Regions from separate parts of the Mus musculus genome. Here region 2 is linked to region 1. Evidence: chromatin loops called from intact Hi-C (ENCODE). Cell type or tissue: left cerebral cortex. All regions are shown on one strand.

Region 1 (8,000 bases):
GAAGCTCATGTGGTCCAGGCCTCAAATTCCCCACATAGCTAGGATGATCTGGAACTCCCTGCAGCTACCACCCAGTGAGAGCCTACAGGCTGTCATGCCTGTTTATGTGGTAACGGGGATCAAATTCAGAACACGGTGCATTCTAAAGCAAAGCACTCTTCAAACTTGACCTACATCACCAATTCAAATCTATTAAGTTATTAGGAATAGTGAGTTTATCAGGGGCTGGAGAAATGGTTCAGTGGTTAAGAGCACTGATTATTCTTCTAGAGAAAGAGGACCTGGGTTCAATTCCCAGCATCCACACAGTGGCTAACAACTATCTGTAACTCTACTCTAAAGGGATCCGATGATCTCTGGCTCTACTGGGCACTTTATGCTGGCTGTGCACAGACATACATGCTGGTAAAACATTCATACATTTAAAAAAAATACAAAAATGGTTATCAGCTCTCTGCCTTGCCAAAGGAACAGAATTTCATCTTCCAAACATTTTTTTTTTTTTTTTTGGTTTTTCGAGACAGGGTTTCTGTCCTGGAACTCACTTTGTAGACCAGGCTGGCCTCGAACTCAGAAATCCGCCTGCCTCTGCCTCCCGAGTGCTGGGATTAAAGGCGTGCGCCACCACGCCCAGCTTCTAAACATTTTCTTTTTTGGTGGTTTTATTTACATACCAGTTTCTGAACTGAAATTGCTGAGGTCTATAACTAACGCCAGCTTTCCTGTAACACAAGTTCTAGAGCATCCAGTGCCCTTTCTGGCCTCCACTGGCAATAGGTATGCACAGATATATATGCAGGGAAAATATCCAAACACACACACACACACACAAATTTTAGGAAATTATGGAGTGAGGAGAAATGAGAGTGCATGACTGGGAATTTCAAGCTTATCTCTACGGAATCCCTCATCCATTTCCTTTTTCGCTTTTGGTCACTGACAGTATTACCAGGGTCTATTATCTCTTGCTTTCTTGCTAAGGACCCAGTCACACCAACCCTCTTCCCCAGCACCGTATGGCATCTGCATAGACCAGAACACATCATTCCTATCCTGCAAAATAAAATTCTCCCTGAGTGTGGTGGCAAAGGCCTTTAATCCCAACACTCAGGAGGCAGAGGCAGGAAGAACTCTCTGAATTCAAAACCACCCTGGTCTACATATCAAGGTCTAGGACAGCCAGGGTCACATAGAAAGACCCTGCCTCCCAGACTCTTCAGCCTCATGTCACTGCCTGCTATCCAAATTTTGTTCCTAATGGAACATTTCCTTGTCTTTGCCTCACAACTTCATCTGTCCTCATTCTCCTTTATCCTTTCTGCCCTACTTACTCAAATGGTCACTCCTCTAAATCCTCAGTTTCCTTCCTCACTTCCTCTAGCATTTGTCCAGCACAGTTTTCCTCTTTGGCTTAATGTCACACAAACAAAATCTTCTCTAAAAATATGTTGTTCACCAGCTAAGAACTGTATGTAAAGGGATAGAGAAGAGCCCTCTGAAAGATTAGGATGAAGGGCACAAGTCACTTACCTGTCCTTGACTTGCAATAGGTAGCAGACCAAGCAGTAGCCAGCACAGCTTTGCACAAAATTGCGCTGGGCACTGAGGAATGCCTCAGTGGTATAACTGCCATGTTCCTGTAGGAAGTAATCGAGCAAGGAGAGCTGTGACTGTTTCTTCACCTGGTGGATGGACACAGCGTTGACTACTGGTTCAATCATGCCACTGTCAGCTGAAATCACAAGAATCTTATATGGCTTGATCCAAAGAGGCACTCGCTCCTGTTCCCAAATGGACTGTGAAGAGACACAAAGGTATTGAGAGTGGCTCATCTTTCTCCAAACTAGAGAATAAAATTTTCTTCTCAACCTCTCTCCCTTAGTGTCGTGGATTGAAGGACATTAAATAAGACTTACTGACCTATTAAGAACCTGGAAGTTTTCTGTTTGAGACAGACTCATGTAGGCTAACCTTGAATTCCGGAGCCCTGTCTCCACATGTTCTAGGATTGTAGGTGTACACAACCACAAATAAAAGAACGAGGAAGTTTAAAAGGAATTTCAGGGCCTGGCAAAGGGCAGGAACTACACAGAGGTAGGAAAAAGGTAGAGAGGAAATTTATCACCTAAGTAGGGAGAGTAGGGACTATTAATATAAGTTTGAATAATAAAAAGATGGGATTTTAGGGGCAGAGAAAGCTACTTTAGAAAATGAAAATACTATTGGATGTGGTGGCATAAGCCTATATTCCCAGCAGCTGGAAGGCAGAGGCAGAAGGATCACAAGTTTGAGGTCAACCTTGATTACAGTAGAGTCAGAAGTCAGCCTGAGTTACATGAGACCCTGTCTTAAAAACAAAACAAGGGCTAGAGAGATGGCTCAGAGGCTAAGAGTACTGACTGCTCTTCCAAAGGTCCAATTCCCAGCAACCACATGGTGGCTCACAACCATCTGTAATAGGATCTGATGCCCTCTTCTTGTCTGTCTGAAAGACAGTGACAGTGTACACATATATATAAATCAATATTTAAAACAAACAAAACCAAAATGAAAGTACTGCTTATAATCCTAGTATTTGGGAAGCTGAGGCAGCAGTAATGAACACAAGAATAGTAGTGACACTGGCTGAGGGTGGAGAGGGTACAAGCAAGTTCCATTTGGCTACAAGTGAGATCCTTTCTAAAAACAATCAAAACCAAAATCAAGAGAAAGTTAGTTCAAGCTACCTCTATCCCTCAAAAAACCTACAAATATTATAGAGAATTGGATTGAATAGGTGAAGCCTCTTTGAGGTCACCAACCCAGGTGATCAATGTCTCAACATAGTATAGCCAGGTACATTGATGCACATCTGTAATTCTAGTATTCACACTGATGCATGAATTCATTATCATGAATTCAAGGCCAGCCTAGACTGCTTAATGAGTTCCAGGTAAACCTGAACTATAGTGACCCTGTCCCAAAGCAAGGGCTGGAGAAATGGCTCAGGGGCTAAGAGTAACTCCTGCTCTTGATGGGAATTTGGGTTCAGTTCCTAGCACCTATCAGGCTTCTTACAACTAACTCCAGTTCCAGGAGGATCTGATACTCTGTTCTGCCCTCCATGGACACTGTACACATTTGCTGTGCAGACAAGCATGCTAGGAAACCATCCATACACATAAATGAAAGTAAATGTTTTTCAAAATACAAAACTAAACCAAAATACTTGAGCACAGTGTAAATCCATCCATCCCAGATCATTTGGGAGGTTCTGATTTAAAGGAAAAATCCAAAGTGCGGCGGTGCATGGTACATGCACATCATCCTAGCCTTGGGAGGTGAAGGCAGGGCGATCAAGGGTACAAGCCCATCTTTGACCATAACTGATTCAAGGCCAGCCTGAATTACAAAATCCTAACTGAAATCACACCCATCAAAAAATGACATCCAGTGATGAGAACAGGGCAGATGCAGTTCCAGAAACAACCAACAGAGGTCCCCATAGAGCTGTTCTTCTCTGGAGAAAGGCAAACCAGTTTCATTTTCATCTTCCCATTCAGACCTGGGTAGGAAGCAGGTGCCCAGCAGAGCTCCCTGGAGTTGCACTGAGCCTTTCCTTTCAACACCCCTTTCTCTGTGTGTTTCGTTTTTTTTTTCTTTGCTGCTCTGTGCTTCCATTTCTTTACCTGCAGTTGTTTCAACACCTGGAAAGCCAGCAGCTCCTGGCGAAGGTCATCTCCACACTTGACAATGACTGAAAGGAGTCGCCAATTGGGAAGATGGCCATACGGGGAACCTTCTCTGATCCTCCTGTGAAGAAAAAAGTCACAGGATGATGCCAGGGTAAGGACTCAGACCACAGAGGAAGCCTGATGAGTGTTTAGATGTAGAAGGGCAATGGAAGAGGTGAGCACCTGAAGATACCTTGGAATATGAGGGAGGTACTGAGACCACTGTCTACCCTCTACCCTCCTCACCGCACTTTCTCCTGCCAGGGCTCTTTGAGGGCAACTGCAGAAGGGTCTTCAGGGTCTCGTTTGAAGGCTGTAGGAGTATGAGCCAGCTGTTCTGAAAGGCGCCGTCTAGCAGGAAGAAAATACACAATTTACTTGGAAGAGTTATCTCAGAGCTGCATGCATGCTTTGCCCACTTTCCCTTGCCACAGTTCCTAGATTCCTGGCAGATTCTTGGCTGGGAAAGCCAGAGAAGCAAGGATAATCAATGGTACAGTTTTGCTAACTTGGTAGTTTGTGATCATGTTAAAATGCAGAGAGCCTTGTATTCTTCATTCCTCTATTCCAATATTGATTCAGAATGGGTATGACTCCAGAATCTGCATGTATAACAAGATTTCCTCTCTGCCTTCAAAGGAAGGATTCCACTTGGGGGTCTCACTTTGATGACTGGTTTTGCTTTTCTTTTTTGTGATGCCGAGAACTGAACCCATGGTCTTTCACATGCTAGTCAAGTGCAACTTGGACAAACTCAAATGCCCTTTGGGGCATTTTCTTCTTTTTGGAACTCTCTTAAAATGTCATTTCTTTTTGTAGTAGCTCAAGCAATGTCTCAGCTGCACCTTCAGGGCCTCAAGTACTGAGCAAGGACAGAATAAGGAGATAAAGGAGAGGGACATAAAGCTGACAGCTGGTAACCAGACACAGGACAAAGAGGCAGAACGAAGAAGATGGAGATGAAGGACGAGGTGATTGGGCCATACCGGATGTCCCCTGCTGCAATGAACACAGGCTCCTTGCTCTCCTGGCTGGTGATGCTGTCCACCGAGAACTGGGAGATGTTGTCACAGCTGTTGGTGTGCACTTCAGGGAGCTGGGAAGAGCAGGTCAGAAATGCTAAACACAGATCTCCCTCTTGATCTCTGCTCACTTGCCACTAACTAACTACCTATGGCATGGTGGCCTACCACTCCACTCCAGCCTTCTCCCAAAGCCACCATGGTTCCATATCACTGAGGCCTTGAGCCATAGATCCCACAGCAGTGTTCTCAAAGTGTGAACTCATAGAATTCATGGAAAAGCATAGGAAGTGCAGATTCTCAGTTCTGACCATCAGCCCAAATTAGAACTACTGGGAATGAAATCTAGAAGCTGCATTTTTGTGAACTTTCTAGAATATTCCCAACACTCTCTAAGAATGGTCTCAAACTCCTCCTTTCCCAGCCTCCATGTCAGTGCAGGGACTACAGGTGGATCACCATACCCAGACAATTTCTTCTGGCTAAATCTCCACCTAATCTCCTCACTCTTATCTATAAAATATTCTGCCAGGCCCCAAGAAGTCTCTGTCCTTCCTTTTACAAAGTACTCTCAATTATACCTGCCATCTAATACACAGTAACTCGTGTATCTTCATTTTTCTTCTTCCAGCCCCACAGTGCGGCTTGAGTTTATTTTCATAGCTAACAGGGCTGAGTGAGTGCACTGCTTGTCGGGGCCATGCCAGCCTCTCTAGCCTCACTCACTCATCACCTCACACTACGCATCAGCACATATTAGTTTTTTTTCATTCCTATCATGGCCATGTTGCATTTTCTCTTCCTCAGTCTGAATGGTCTGAATGTTCTTTGTTCTGCTAATTAAACCATGCTTCCAGCCTCAGCAGAAATATCACTTCCTCCAGGAAATCTTTTGATTCTGATGCTGAGTGTGGAGTAAGCACTCTCTCCACCTTTAGGCACTTCCAGAATGTCTCATGCTCCCTGTTACAGCGCAGATTACACCAGACTAGAACTGTCAGCTGTCTGGTCTGATTCTGTTAGCACATAAACTCTTACAAGTATAAGCCAAGTCTCATTCATTAGCATATAGTACTCAGTACCCTGAAACTGGAGTTTCTGACAGTGGTGAGCTACTGCAGAGGTGCTGGGAAAGGAACACAGTTCTCTGTTAAGAGCAGCCAGTGCTCTTAACCCTGGGTCATGTCTCCAGCCCTTTATATATTTGACTAAATATATGAATGTGTGGCTTGTCAGTCTCTACTGTCCTCAATCAACTTTATATAGCAGGTGTTCCTTGAATATTTTATTAGTTTCCCCTAGGTCCTCCTTACATTCAACCTGAACTCCTGCTGTAAGAGGAGCTTGAACCTATTCCAACCAGCTACTCAGAGCTTTTCCTTCTCATACCCCTTACTATGTACAATATTCATGCAAATTTGTGCCTCGCTCTGTTAACAGGTGTGTTAGTTCACATGTATTAAAAGCTCCTAGAGAACAGGGGCTGTGCCCCTAGGATTATCTCCTTGGAGATCCCTCACCTCCACTTGCAGCTCGCCTATATCATCCACTGACCAGGCTTCATCATCATTGTCATAATTGGGCACAGTGCTGAAGCTGCCAGCTCGCTGCTCATGAGTGATACCACATTCAGGCAGGTTCTCTACAGACCGTGTACTCCGAATTCGGTTTTCAGGAATCCGGGCAGGAACACTAGTTGTGTCAAAGTTTTCACATTCGAGAACTTCCACGTAGATCAGGTAGGGAGCCTGGGTGAGAAGAGAGAGCATTTGCCACTACCTCCCTATCTAAGTTCTACTGACAGTTCTCTCTGTTCCAACCTTCATCAGCAGTCCACTATGACCATGGAAAACATGCACAGGTAGGAGCTTGTATTCCATCTGGGTAAAGGGTGTACATGCCTCTGAGCTTATCATCAGGGCTTCAGAAGGCACAGGTGCAACTGGGAAAAACTGTTCCCACTATCAATGACAGTCTTACAGAGAGGCCTAGAAGCTCTGTGGGTTCATGCTAAGGTCAGGGCCCAGGAAAGCAGACACACAAACTGGATAAAGTGAGATGTATGTCAAGGAAAATCCTCTTTTTCAATACTTCCTCTGAGAGAATATGAACCATGAGGACAATCACATCACTCCAGTACACAGACAACATAGTAAGAATTGGGAGTATTTCTTTCCTTTCTGCCCTCTCTGATCAAAAAGTCTTATAAACTTTTTTCTTTCATATATGGTGGTTATGCCTGGATAGGCTAAAAGTTAGAGAAAGGCTGGAGGGCCTACCAAAAGGAGGGTAAGGAGTATGTGAAAAGCCACTTGCCCTCAATTTAGCACAAGGTAAACTGAAATTATTAGGCTACTTTGGTCCATAAAAACAAGACTCAAGCCGGGCGTGGTGGCCCACGCCTTTAATCCCAGCACTCAGGAGGCAGAGGCAGGCCTCTGAGTTCGAGGCCAGCCTGGTCTACAGAGTGAGTTCCAGGACAGCCAGGGCTACACAGAGAAACCCTGTCTCGAAAAACCAAAAAAAAAAAAAACCAAGACTCAAGAAGTTGGGCAGGAGGGTCCTTGGGTTCTCAGCATCACAAGAGCAATGAGTCACTCTTAGCACATGCACCATAAACTAAAAAGGTCTCTAACATACCAGTAAGGAACAATGCCTGAGCAATCATGAAAATGCAGTCAGGTGAGGGGAAGGGTCTGGGTGAGAGCCACTTACCTTATCCTTGGAATTGAGAACAACAGCTTGTGTGTGGGGCACACGGACCACGTGGTGGTCAAAGCCAGCCGTGGGCAGCCAGACTCGGGCAGGGAGCTTATGGTTGAGCAGGGAAAGCTCTGAGATCAGCCTTTGTGTTTTTTGCTCTTTAGTGGGGAGCGTGGCCAGCCGTTTGCCGATTGCCATCAAAGACTTGATGAATTCTCGCTCAGGGGCCAGCCGGACAGGCTACAGAGGGTTAAGATTAAACCAAAGATGGTAAAGGAAACATTGAAAAAAGTGGATTATCCCTCTTATTTCCTTCTGGCTAGGGCCTCTAGTATATAAAGAACCACAGGAAAGGAGCTACCTTTGGCCATGATAGGAGTTTCTATCCTACTTTTCTTAGCTTGAATTGGGAAGAACACATCCCCTTTCTGAAGGCTTCCTGGGGACTCAAGATGACCTGAACTCAGCTTACTGGGACTGAACCCTTTGCTTGGACTTGAGTTCTCAAAAACCTTTTAGTTCAGGCAAGAGGACAAGGTCTCAAAAAGCCATCCAGGACCTC
Region 2 (8,000 bases), 120 kb after region 1:
TGGTATGTAGAGGCAGGAGATGCCCTGTAAGCTCGAGGGCCAGGTAGGTAGCTTGGCATAGCAAACAGAAGAACAGAAGTCTCAGATACGGTGGCGAGTGAAGACTGAAGACCCACACTTGTGCCAGTATTCACACACCTGAAAGCCCAAGTTTAATCCCCAGATGACTCAAGAGTTGTCCTGACCTTTGTGCATGATTTAATGGTATGAGGTGCCAACAGTCAATACACAAAAACAAAAATGAATTCTAAGTGTAGCTGTTTCAGCTGGAAGTCAGTCATGTCCTATCCCTGGGGTGGTTTTAAACCCTGATTTAATTTATTTTTGTATTTTGGTGTTTTCCAAAACAGTATAACTCTGGCTGACCAGGTACTCATTATAACCAGGCTAGTCTCAAACTCAGAGATATATCTGTCTTTGCCTCTCCAGTGCTGGGATTAAAGGTGTGTGCCACCACTGTCCCACTGAACCTTGATTTCTAAAAATGACAATCACGGGTCTTCTGCACGACACTATCCAGCGAGGCACAGACAGCTGCAGACAAGTTCACGCAAAGAAAATCTTGGGTGTTCAATTGGGAACTTTGATATACTTAACACAGAAAATTGTCAATAAATACATGTTTATTGATTAAACTGAATTATAAAAAAACAAAACCAAAAAAACTTCCTTCTACTACTAAGCCATGCAGGCAGAGTCCACAAAGACAACTTGCTTGCCAAAACCCAGCTGATTCACGGTTACCATGATCTTTAAAAAAAAGAAAAAAAACAAAAAACAAAAAACAACCAAAAATGACCCATCCAAAGTCAATGTGCAGAGGCCAGGAACCCAGCTCTGCTAAGGCTGTGGCTGCTGCAGAGACGACCAAAGAGGATTAGGCTGTAGATTGAAGTGACCATTTACAGTTCTCCAGCTTTCTCAAAGGCAGAAGGTTGGCTTTGAAGTGTAGTCCGTCACCAATAAAATGGCATTTCGCAAAAAGCTGGGGACCAGCCCAGGTGGCTCCTCAGTTCAGATCTCCAATGCCATGGTTTTAGAGCAGGCCAAACTTCTGGGATCAGTCCTGTTCACTATGTTATAGTGTGCTGGGAGTTAAAAAGACAAAACAAAATCTGCAGGGAAAGCACTGGTGGTCACAGACGCCACCCCTGTGCCACCAGGCGGGCATGTCTTGAGTATCTCCCAGTCTATGAAAGCCTATTCAATGGGGACACATAGAAAAAGTTTATAAATCCATTTCCTCTTGTTTTATTAAATGCTCCACTTATGTACACTTTAGAGATGAACCACTTACACGCTTGTGCAGGCTGCCTCCTTGGCTCACAGGAGGAAACTCTGAACGCCTCGGGATGGATAAGGACGGTGTGGCTGTGGGGAAGGTTTGCTCTCCTCTATGGTACAGTACATTTTGGTTTATCACCATGAGTACATATTTTCTTAAAAAAATCCCTCATGCAAACTGTAGAAAAATTTTTCCTTGAAGTTGGCAGTGAAAAATAAAGATTCATGTCTTTCTCTGTGCACACCTCTATGCTTTTCACATCCGTTTCTCTGAATATGAGAGGAACAGGAAAGCCACGTGTAAGCAGGAGTTGAAGCAGTCTGTCTTTCTAGTTCAACACTTAACATGCCAGTTAAACCTGTGATGAGCAGGTGTGCCGTCAGCGAGCTTAACAGGACAAAGTTCTAGAGGAAAGGGACTACGCCATCGGGCTTGTTGAAGACAGAGACTAGGAATGGCTTCCACCTGAAACACTCATCACCTCACTCAGTACCTCTGCTTGCCAGGGACACATGTGCTCCTTTGTCCAGAGTGAAGGATGATGTGAAAAATCAGGAAAGGGGTCAAGGGTTACAAGTGCAAAAAAATATTGTTTCTGTTATATTTTGGTGGAGGGTGGTGAGGACAGAAAAATCTATCCATTCTAGATGTTTCAAGGTGGTTCATGCACGTTTTAAAGCACAACTTTATATCTAGAGCTGCTGAAGAAGCCAGCACCTCTGGGGAGGGAGGGAAGGAGCAGAAGGAAAGAGTTCAGTGGGATTCATTTTTCATTTTCATTTTTATATAAAAGTGTTAAGACCACAATGAAAAAAACTTATCCACATATGTAATAGTCAGTTTGTCAGCTACATATTCTTTCTTTCCATCTGCAGCAAAGTTCTCATGTTAACAATGATTAGATAGTATCATGCCCAAAGACATTGGCCACACAGTAAAACAAACAAAACCCAGAAATACTATGATACAATTGAGGTAAACGGGGAAATGAAACAACTTAATATCTGTCCACAAAGGATTGTTTTCCTAGATTTTGTCAGAAAAATAGCAAACACAGTGATTTAAATTAAAGAAGAAAAAAAGGGTCACAAAAACATGTTTTTAGGAGTAACCAATGGGCCAGCTCCTCGGCTCAGAACTGATCACTACCGGCGTTCCTAATAACCCACAAATTCACAGGAAGAGTCAATGCTGGGAGTGGTGGCATAAAATTGAAACTATAAACCAAGTACCCCACTGGTACCCATCTTGTCTAAGCCCCTCTAACCTCCCTCACCTTCCTTCCTGACTCCATAGCTTCCATAGCCTCAGCACCTAGATCTCCATCAGATCAAGGTCAGCTTCCTCAAAGCCATAGAAAGACTCCGTCTCACTTTCCCCCTCAAAAAGCTGGTGAAGGCTTTCAGGCTCGACTGTCTCTTCAGGAGATGACCTGGGTCGGGGGGCAGAAGCTGAGTGCTCCTCAGACTGTTCTCCATTTAGCTTGAGCTGCTCCTCTAGGGAGGCAATGAGCTCCTCCTGCATGTCAGCGTTGCGTGTGGGTGAGTTAACGTTGCCATCGGGACCTGGCAGAACACTAGCCACAAGGAAGGACCGCTGAACTAGCTCTGGGGAGTCCCCAATGACACCCAGCACCTCTCCCAGCCAGACCAACACCAGCTGAAGCAAGACATCAGAATCACAAGCAGCGTCAGCCATTTCCCGAGCCTGTTCCTTCCACTTTTTGTGCAGGAAGTTCTTAACAGTTCGTTTGATGCATACATCTAGTGGCTGGATTTTGGAGCTACAACCGGCGGGGACTACCGCAGGCAAAGTGCTAGAGGCACTGAGCAGGGCCAGTACTTCTTCTGACAAGTGAGTGCGATGACAGTCCATCACCAACATGCTTTTGCTGTGCTGACAAGCTGTGTGCTTCTTCCATACACGGGTTGACCAAAGCTCCATGATTTCGTCGTCGCTGTAGCCACTGTCTTTGGCCTCTAGTAATATAGAGTCTGGCACATTAGCGAACCGATTCGCTTGTCCTCGGAAGAAAACAAGGGTGGGGAGGACAGTGCCATCTGCTAGGATAGCCAGCACGACGTCACACCAAGGCTCCCCTGTGCCCACTGTCTGCAGAGCGTTCTCCTTTCGGTCATCACTGCTCAGCACCTCTGTGTCCAGGAACAAAGAGATCTCATCAATAGCCACAATCATAGACAAAGGTAAGTCCTGATTGTGAATCTGCCGCTGCACAAACTCAATGAAGAGTCCAGCATTTTCTGCTACATGCTTCGGTAACGTGTGGGCGACAGCTCGCCGGGCATGGGGAGTGAGGTGGTGCCGAAGCATGAAGCGCACAGCCCACTCATAGGAGATCTTAAACCCCCCTTCCAAAGAGCGTCCAATTTTGGTGGCCTTCTGAAACAAGGTCTCCTCATTTACAGGGAGCTGCTGCTCTCTCTGGATCAGCACCCATTCAGCCAGTTTTTCTTCTGCCTCAAAGCTGAGATATTTGCCCTCTAAGTTCTCTCCCTGAGAGGCCTGGAAGCGTCGAAGCCAACGACGGATTCGCCGCTGGGGGTTTCGAAAGTGTTCAGCCGCCTGTTCAGTGTTGCAGCACAGGGCAAACAGTACTACCCGAAGCTTCTTCACAGACAGCTGCTCTTTCTTGCCAACCCCACTGCCACCTCCACCACCTGATGCTGGCTCAGGATCCTGGGTGACAGGGCTTCCTTCTTCCTGTTCACTGACATTCAGACACTCAGTCCCCTCTGTGGCCGAGGGTGGCAGGGCGGAGGGCTGTGGGTGAGTGGGGGTTGCTGGTGGGGTTGCAGTTGAGGCTGGGGATGGAAGTGCCTGGAGCACAGGACCTGCCAGCTCTTGGGGCTCCGCTGGGGTGACTCCTACAGGCTTCACAGTGGCAGCTTTGTTAGGGACGAGGGGAGGTGGAAGATATGTATTCTTCATGCTCCAGTCGAACACTCGTTCAGAAGCCTGGCCAGGCCTAAAGGAATGGGCATGGGAACAGAGAGCAGAAATGTCAGTTACACTTCAGGAGTTAAATCACAGTATCAGAAAGAACAGACATTGTGCAAAGTGTCCATGAAATGAGCATTACCTCAAGTGAGACATCCAACTGAGCCCTGGGAAAATGAGATTGGGAAGAAATGGTTAGCTCACTGGGGAGAAATGAAAAGCATTCCATAGACATATCTTGGAATTTCAACATGTTACCCCCTTAATCGGCTCTTACTATAGCCAGCCTTCCCAGGTTAGAATGCTTATAGTCTGCTATAGTGTGCATCTAAACAGTGAATGGGTGAGGCCAGAGGAAGATGCTCCTCCTGGCTCATACAGTATGACATCTTACCCGCAGTACCAGTTTCCCCCTCTTACCCCGTGGTAAGATGTTGCTAGATCTGTGGGAGGGGTTGAACACTAAATGCTTGGCCATCGCATCTCCCACGGAGGTAGCAAAGGTACACGAAGTGCAGGCCAGCTTGATTCCACTGTGGGAAGAGGAGAGAAGAGGACCAAGAGTGTATTAGATACAAACAGCGATAACACTAAACAAAGTTAAACTTTGAGGTTTAATATGGGAGTAAGTCACATAACCACTTTATATAAAAAAAGACTTGATATTATTAACAAAAGAGCACCAAAAAGTGTTTTATTACCTTACAGAATTTTTAAACAAAGCCAAATACTTGGGACTTTTCCGTGGAACATGATTGCTGAGAAAGACAAAGAAGCAGAGAGTTACAACCAATGACAATGTCCAGCCAAAGAGATACCTTCACAATCCACACCAGTTTGACCATCAGGCTTCTCAAACTTCAATATAAGCACAAAATAACTGGAGGATCAATTACAATTCACATTTTAATTCAGGCCTAGATAAAAATGATGTCACTGAGAGGCCTGCTCTTTTCTAAGGTGAAGTGGAGGGAGTGTGGATATGGGGTGGAGGGGAGGCTGGGGGAAAAATACAAGGGGGAGGGGAAACTGCTGTTGGGATGTAATATATGAGAATTAAAAATATAAAAAAAAAGGATTAGCATTTCTAACAAGCTCCCATCCAATGCTCGGGCTACACTTGCAGTAGGGAGACCCTAGGGGATTATGTAGAGCAGACTAACAGAGCTGACTCAATATGGTTTGTTCTTTTACCTTCCGAGAAGAGATGGACACACAGCTTTAAAGTTGAAGAAAAAAACAAAATAGAAATGGGAGGGGATTAAATAAGTTTTGGACTCCAAGCTAGAAATCCTGGTTTCTCATGACTTACTTGATCATGTGATTGGCATAAGCTCTAGAGCAGCAGGTGCTGTATCGGCAGAGAGAACAATGCACATAGGTAGGGAAATGATTAGGAAAATCTGGAATCTCAAAGCTGCACTCCAGACATGTCTGCCGGCCCATGACGCTCCTGTCAAAAACAAAAATGTCATTACTCCCTCAGGTATCACAAAAGCGTAAGATTTTGACCCTGAAAAAAATTGTATCTGATTTCTTTGGCTATTAGGAAATACCCTGCCCAGATAGTCCCCACCCGCCTATCATTTAGAAGGAGGCACTGACATTTTCCTAACAGCTCTCTTCTGGATATTGCGCTGGACAGGGGGATAAAGGAAGACAGGTAGGGGGTCAGTGGAGGTCAGCGCTGCTGCCTCCTGCAAGGTGCCAGAAGGTGCATCATTTGAAGACACAGGAACAGTTCTCGGCTGCCCCCGGGAAGCCCGGATTGTCACCTGAGAACCAAGGGAAGAACAGTTAGCTAGGTGACACTCACACAGGATGACTCTAGAAGACACTCACAGGAAACCTCAGGGTTCTGTGCCCACCTACGCTTACTCTCCCTGAGTCTGTGACAGCAACCTTGGCAAACTCTTACCTTGGTGCCTGGTTTCAAGCCTTCCAGTTGCTTAGGCTTACGGAAGGTTTTATGGTGCTGCAGCTTGTGTTCAATTTTGTCCTTGGCAAAGAGAAACTGCAGCCGGCATTTGTTGCAGTGATAAACATTTCTCTTCTAAAGTGAAGAAAAGCAAAACAGACAAGAACCGCTTAAAGGTTTCTACTGAATCAAAATCAGCACCACTCTTCCTTCTTTCTGTTTGGAATTTACTAAGAATAAGAAAAGAACCATTCAAGATGAAAAAGCCTATCACTGAGAACTGGTATCTCACACCCTGACAAAGTGAAGGCCAAGACACACAGGTTCTCAGTCAGTCCTTGGAGTGCATGGTCAGTGGCACACGCCTGCTCACCTAGATCACCTTAGCACCGCAGACTGCTATCTATTCCTGGACAGTCTTCTTGATTTTTAAAGCACACAGAAACATACATGGTGTCAAGTAAACAACAGAACAACTTGGACTCTCATTCTGTCCCCTCCACCTGCTAGGTCTGCCTTTAATTCCTGGTTGTTGGTTCATTTCCACAGACATCTTTTCACTGGCTATGTATATGAACAACCACAGAGCAAAGCTTTCTTTGGTTTCTTTCTAGTGGTGTTAGGGATACAAGCAAAAAGCTGAGGCCTTCCTTATGTTAGGCAAGCACCCGATCACCAAGACTTTCCAGCCATACCCCTTTAAAGACTACATACAAAACATAGCACTCCCCTTTGTATTCTTGCTTTCCCCCCCTTTTCCAGGAGGTGGAATGTGGGGTAGGGGGCTTAATACATCTTTATATACAGCTGTTTTTGAGTCTGCAGCCTGACAAAGGCAGTGCTTGTTTCAGGAGCCACTCTTACTCCCTTGTTATCTCACCTAACCCATCTCTGCATTGTAAATATATATAATTTTAGCAATGCGTCTTGACTCCATCTCTTTTCTTTACTTCAAAAGCCAACAACCACTAATATCGCCTACCTGATTAAAGCCTTTGGGTAATCTTTCCCCTCTGCTCTAGCTTTGACTTAGTTTACTTAGTGCTGGCAGTGTAAAATCTTAAACCTATCACTGCAGAACTTGAGTCCTTTTCCTAGCCTAGGAGAACACCCATAATCTATCTGCACATAGCTTCCAACATGTACCTTGTACTCTACCGTTTGCTCTGAACACCCCTTACCTCCCTACACACCGGCTCTGTCCTATTTTATTCCCCACCATTATTCATCCTTCAGACCTGAAACAGCACTTCTTTCTGGATGTCCCTTCAGTTCCCAGAATAGATAGATGCTTCTCTGTATCGTCCCCTATTAACAAAGCCCTCATTTTTGTGTGTGTGCGTGCGTGTATTTTCCTTTAACACTAAACCTCTAACATCTAACCTAGTGTGTAGGAAGAAACAAGAACTGAATGATGTTTGCTAACACAATATTATCTTCTCTACCAACATTATTTATCTATCTCAACCCTGTCCCTAGGATCCAAACCTCAAATAAGAATACAGGACTGCTTGTGCCTGATACCTGGTGCCTCATGTAGTGTTGCTGGAAGGCATTGCCATTTTTGAAGACTTTTAGGCAATACGGGCAAAGCAAATGCCGAGTATCTTCATGGATCATCCGAAAATGGACATCTACTTCAGAGTAGAGGGAGGAGCGATACTGACACACCTGAGTTATGCAAGAAAGAAAATAAGGGCAAGGTGAACAACTGGAGCCATAAAGAGAGATAACAACAAAGATTGATGCAGGAATATTCTTCAATGCACAGGTGTTACTGTCTTGGATTCGCACTGGAGATCTATGTGGATGGTAAGCTTAGCTGTGATGTCTGGGAAC

The links. A loop is a pair of places that touch in the nucleus more often than their neighbours do. Peaks named below come from ENCODE experiments on the same cell type or tissue, not always from the same donor. Only the 100,000 strongest peaks of a DNase experiment are listed, where the experiment ranks them.
Region 2: a loop joins it to region 1, with 2.9 times the contacts of the local background. A loop is called at or near these places in 13 of 42 quality-filtered maps.

What each region holds. Positions count from the first base shown.
Region 1 is chr3:94,992,644-95,000,643 of GRCm38, reverse strand. Pi4kb (phosphatidylinositol 4-kinase beta) reads right to left here. Exons shown (of 11, transcript NM_175356.3): 3 at 7,451-7,678; 4 at 6,256-6,483; 5 at 4,700-4,809; 6 at 3,960-4,064; 7 at 3,669-3,792; 8 at 1,531-1,796. It also overlaps a transcript of Zfp687 not described here. Among named protein-coding and RNA genes, the nearest start is that of Mir7013, 7.5 kb to the left of the region's middle. In left cerebral cortex, a CTCF peak has its summit at 3,464; a DNase peak (open chromatin) is centred at 3,480.
Region 2 is chr3:94,874,932-94,882,931 of GRCm38, reverse strand. Pogz (pogo transposable element with ZNF domain) reads right to left here. Exons shown (of 19, transcript NM_172683.4): 12 at 7,686-7,832; 13 at 6,162-6,296; 14 at 5,849-6,018; 15 at 5,556-5,696; 16 at 4,945-5,001; 17 at 4,664-4,776; 18 at 4,386-4,410; 19 at 1-4,271. The coding sequence ends at 2,600. Among named protein-coding and RNA genes, the nearest start is that of Psmb4, 8.0 kb to the left of the region's middle. In left cerebral cortex, no CTCF peak of the experiment used is centred here; DNase peaks (open chromatin) are centred at 3,026, 3,349, 3,528, 3,914 and 1 more place; H3K27ac peaks cover 591 bases.